2 separate regions of the Mus musculus genome follow, and region 2 is linked to region 1. A link is a loop called in an ENCODE intact Hi-C map of the cell type or tissue named here. Cell type or tissue: left cerebral cortex. All regions are shown on one strand. Region 1 has its middle 4.8 kb from the start of Gm13561. Region 2 overlaps Dpp4 (dipeptidylpeptidase 4).

Region 1 (2,500 bases):
TTTAAAAATATTATGTATCAGCTGTACTAAGGATCTAGGGAGTCTCTCTCTCTCTCTCTCTCTCTCTCTCTCTCTCTCTCTCTCTCTCTCTCTGTGCCAGTGTGCTTCTATGATACATACCACTTATTGTGATTATACAGTGCTTGAATACCTGTCTTCTAGCCTGCTCATTGCTCACTTTAATGTACATTTACCACAAGCTTCCCTTTGATTAAGTCACAAATGGGCGGTTGTGGAATATCAGAAGAACCCTGGAACAGTGGTATAACGTCAGGACTTCTCCCGAGTAATGGCTATAGTGTTGCTCATCTTGCAAGTTGTTGAAAAGAAAAAAAAAAAGAGTTGATAAGTCATGCGTTTTATTTTGCAAACATAACTGGGCGATTACATGGAGCTGAAGATTGTCAAAATATTCCAAAAATATTTTAAAACTTTCTACTTATCTAGCTTTGGGAGGCCAATATCTTAGAATATTCACTAAGTAGGCAGATCATCTTCCTATAGTTTCTTAAACCCTGGTTTGGGGTTTTCTGGTCAGGAATTTATATTTCTGTGTAACTCATTTTTATTCCTACATTGTAACATCTTAGCAGTAAGAATGGTCCCTTAGGGAACCAGAAATGTATTTTAATATCCTTTCTTTATGACCATACTTGGTTTAGTTTAGACATGGTTCAGGAAAACAAAAGTGGTGGAAAAAAAACACTTGTGAACTAAAAAAAAAAAAAAAAAGAAAAAAGAAAAAAAAAAGGAAAAAAAAAAAGGAAAGCCTTATTTGACATGATTCCTTTGGGGAATACATAGAGGTTTTATTTCCATTTTTCATTTTCATTTTTATAATGGTTTATGTTTCTCATATAGTCACTAGGTGGCTTAATATAGAAAACAAGTTTATGAGAATTGAACGTTTATTTGACAGCTGGATAACAAAAAGAAATAAAGGGGACTATTTATGTTCTTAGATAGTATGCACAGTGTAAGCTAATGTTTGCATGACTCTGAGGTGGTTCCCATGTTAATATAGAACCGAAAGTGAATTCAGGGGGACGATGACTTCAGTTAGAACAGCTGAAGTAGAGGACTAACAAAAGCTGAGGAGATAATTCAACAAGTTCTGCAAGGAATAAATTCGCTATGGTAAGAAGACTGTTTAGTGTGAGAACATTCCTACATGTTCAAAATAACTCATCATATCATTTTGTATAACGGATGAGCTTCAGTGGTCATGGTTTCAAAATTTGTAAAGCCCAACAAAAAAAGCCTAACCTTCTAGTTAGAGTTTTTATTTTTATACTTCTTTTCTAGAATGCTGTGGCATATTAAATTACATTGGGTTGGACATTTTAAATTCCAAGAGATGCTGCTCCCAAAGACACTCGAATAAGCAGGCAGAAGGGACAGTCACGGGTTTGCAGCAGCTGTTAAGTCGGAGGGATTGTGTGTGATTACAGAACGGGCCATGACGCGCTGATAATGAAAATGTAGGGTTGCATCAGTTGGAGGTTTTGGTCTCAGGCTCCTGTTTCATAGAAACCCCAATATAAAAGACAACATAAGTTCTGCCTCTACTCTCCTGGGGACTTTAATAGATGTGATTCTTGGAAGAGTAACCCTGAATCTGAATTGGGGACCATTCTCATTGGTGAATGTGAAATAAGTAACAGCTCTTATTGCCCAGATCTTGAGGGCCAAAATGTATGGATGCTACTTGAGATTTGATGCTGGTACGTGCCTCATTGGATGGCCAGGAAGCAGTGGTACAGGAAGGCCATTGGACTCTCTTGCTAGTGGGTTGTGATGGTGGTAGTGTAGAGACATAGGCTTTTTTTGTCAACCCTGTGAAGGGTACAGGTGTTATTGCAAGAGATGTAGAAGATGTTCTCCCGTGTGTGTGTGTGTGTGTGTGTGTGTGTGTGCGTGAGAGAGAGAGAGAGAGAGAGAGAGAGAGAGAGAGAGAGAGAGAGAGAGAGAATGTGAATGACTGGGTTGTAATAGCTACAGTCATGTTATTTTAGTTTCTGTGGCTGGGTATCAACTCCAAAACATAGTGCCAGGAAGAAAAAACGAACACAAACAACAACAGCCAAACACCAAAAAAAGTTTGTTCATAGATTCTCTGGACAGGGCATAGTGAAGATGTGGGGGTGTTGTTTTTGTTGTTGTTTGTTTGTTTGGTGAAGTCTGGGTTTCATTTAGAAAGGTGGATGGTCAGAGTCTAGAATCATCTACATGCTTGCCCACTTACATGAATGGTAATTAAAGCTGGTGCTTAAGGGGTAATTCAAGGGGTGTTCTTTGGACTAAATGTTCATGTCCCCCAAGTCAAATCCAATCTCAAAATCAAGGCATGTGCAAATGGGGATATAGGGGAGAATTGGAAAATATGGGCAGAGTGAATGAAAAGATTAAATGCTCTTATAAAAAGCAGCCATGTACCCTTGCTTTCTACAACAAAACAGGGCAAGAAGATGGCTGTATGTAAAACAAAAATAGGGTGCTC
Region 2 (2,500 bases), 93 kb before region 1:
GCAGTGGCACCCCTGCTGGGTCGGAAGGGGTTTGTTAGCAAGGACCCTGGTGACACACACTGCACATTCCCTTTGAGCAGGGTGCTAAGTTATTCTGCCCAAGTGGGTCTGTCCTACCCTTTCCAATGACGGGAGTTGAATACTTTATTCATTTCCTTTAAAAAAAAGTATTTTATTTTTATTAGTTTAGGTTATGTGTGTATGTATCTCTCTGTGTGGGTTTGTGCAAGTAGTAGCAGATGCCCTGGGAATCCGGAAGAGGGTGCTGGAATTCTGAAGTCACACAGCTTGGGAACCCTCCGGGCATGGGCACTGGGAAAGGAACGTGGCCCCTGCAGGAGCTGTAAACAGCTCCCAGTGGCTGAGCCATCTCTTCAGCTCCATATTTCCCATGGTGCTAAATTAAAAACCAAAACTCATCAACCATGAGGTATATCTTCCTTTCCCATAAGTCATTTTTCCTGAGTGGAAACAGAAACTGAAGAGAAAGAAGCGTTTCTAACTCAGACAAACCTACTGTCCTTAGTGGTGCCTGAGAGCGATCCATGCTTACCACATGCCCCACCTGAGCTCACTAGGAAATTACAACCTTCTCTACATGTAACTTACTTGTTTCATTCAAAACAATGAAGTCCAATTTTTTTGAAGGCATCTGGACATCCTGCAGCATTCTATCCAAAGCAGAATTGTCTTCCAGGACTCGCAGCTCTAAACAGATAGAGGAAACAGCCATAACTCGTAACAGGACAAAGAGGCTAGGTCACATGCGACAACAGTGAGCAGGCGTGCACTGCGGCAGCTGGGCCGTGCACACTTCCGGTAGGAGGAAGGCTTATGTCTTAACTCCTGGGTAAGTCTCTAATGCCAAGGGAAAAATCCCATGCTGGCCCTATCCACGTGCGCGCTTTCCTACAAGCCGGTGGAGGGGGAGAGGGGGAAGTATGACAAAATACCTTTATGATCCGTGCTACGATGTAGAGTGTAGAGGGGCAGACCGGGGCCTGTGAACGGAACCAGTGAAAGATAGGTTTTAGATGAGAATAGCATGCCTGTGTGAGCTTTCAAACACACCAGCCCTTACTGTCTGACATAACACAAAGCCGCTACTGCAGGAGGTAAGAAGCTCAGCTCTCTCCTGCTCATCCCCACCTTTTTTTTTTTTTTCCTTACAAATAACTGCAATTAAGTGTAGGATGCGTTCCTACAAAGGCACAGGGCTCAGATAAACGGGACAGGAAACGGATCTCTGTCCTACTGGACATTCCGAGCAGGCTGCCATCTCTGTGCCCAATTTCCTCCTAGGCGAGCCGAAATCACAGTTTAACCTTCCCAATTCTCTGTGAGCACATGTTGACTGTTCTACCTCCGAAAGTCCCGTGCTCCTTGGAGGATGAGTGGGCAGCGCTCTGGAACCAGCTTCACCTGGAGGAGGCAAGTCTGCTCACCGGCCCCCACTGAGGAGAGTCTGGGAGCCAGGAGACACATCTGCAGTGCCTAACTTGGATAAGCAGTTTCTTTCTGGCATGGAAATGTGTTTTTCTCACCAGCCCATATCTTCACTATTTATCCCAACTGTGGTAGCTGTGGAGTGGAAGGTAATGTATAGCAAAGCTATCTTGTGATCTATTTAATTTTGATGCATTTAAATGATATAGTTAATTTCTATATTTGCTTGGAAAAGCACAGTGAAGGCACTGCTAGACCTGGGTTTGAATCCTGACTGACTTGCTGGAAAGGTTAGGTCAGTGTGTCTACGTGCCAACATCTTTTCATAGAAAGTGAGGATAATATGTACTTTGGAGAGTTTTACTAAGGTTTAAATAAGATCATAAATATTAAGCTTTTAGCAGAGTTCCTAGTATAAGGCACATACCCAAGAAATGATGGCAACATTTAGCCATACTGAAGAAAACTAAAAAACTGCATCAGAGGGAACAAGATATACCAGGGAGACAACAGGATAAGTAGTTTGAAGGCCCCTTTGCCATTGGCCATGCTTTTTTTTTTTTTTTTTTTATAGAATGTCTAGATTCTTTTTCTCAGTTTAAGAAGCAGCCTGGTACAGCATTAGAAAAGAGGACTCAGAGAAGCCCCTTAGAGTGCTTTGATCTTACTGTATAACTTGAATATGCCACTGTGCCTCCCCTTGCCCAGGCTTCTAGACTTGGAATAAAAATTAACAGTAGTTGGGCTGGTGAGATGGCTCAGTGGGTAAGAGCACCCGACTGCTCTTCCGAAGGTCCAGAGTTCAAATCCCAGCAACCACATGGTGGCTTACAACCATCTGTAACGAGATCTGATTCCCTCTTCTGGAGTGTCTGAAGACAGCTACAATGTACTTACATATAATAAATAAATAAATCTTAAAAAAAAAAAAGGATATCATTGTAGGAAACCAAAAAAAAAAAAAAATTAACAGTAGCAATATCAACAGAGCACACAGTAGTGAAGATTCTGGGTGATGGGCACCACTCACAGTAACTGAAGGGCAAATGCATAA

The links. A loop is a pair of places that touch in the nucleus more often than their neighbours do. Peaks named below come from ENCODE experiments on the same cell type or tissue, not always from the same donor. Only the 100,000 strongest peaks of a DNase experiment are listed, where the experiment ranks them.
Region 2: a loop joins it to region 1, with 4 times the contacts of the local background. A loop is called at or near these places in 17 of 42 quality-filtered maps.

Annotation. Positions count from the first base shown.
Region 1 is chr2:62,449,077-62,451,576 of GRCm38, forward strand. No RefSeq gene overlaps it. Among named protein-coding and RNA genes, the nearest start is that of Gm13561, 4.8 kb to the right of the region's middle. In left cerebral cortex, no CTCF peak of the experiment used is centred here; a DNase peak (open chromatin) is centred at 1,232.
Region 2 is chr2:62,356,007-62,358,506 of GRCm38, forward strand. It overlaps Dpp4 (dipeptidylpeptidase 4), which reads right to left. Exons shown (of 26, transcript NM_010074.3): 17 at 954-1,001; 18 at 610-708. Among named protein-coding and RNA genes, the nearest start is that of Dpp4, 55 kb to the right of the region's middle. In left cerebral cortex, no CTCF peak of the experiment used is centred here; DNase peaks (open chromatin) are centred at 995 and 1,470; H3K27ac peaks cover 1,588 bases.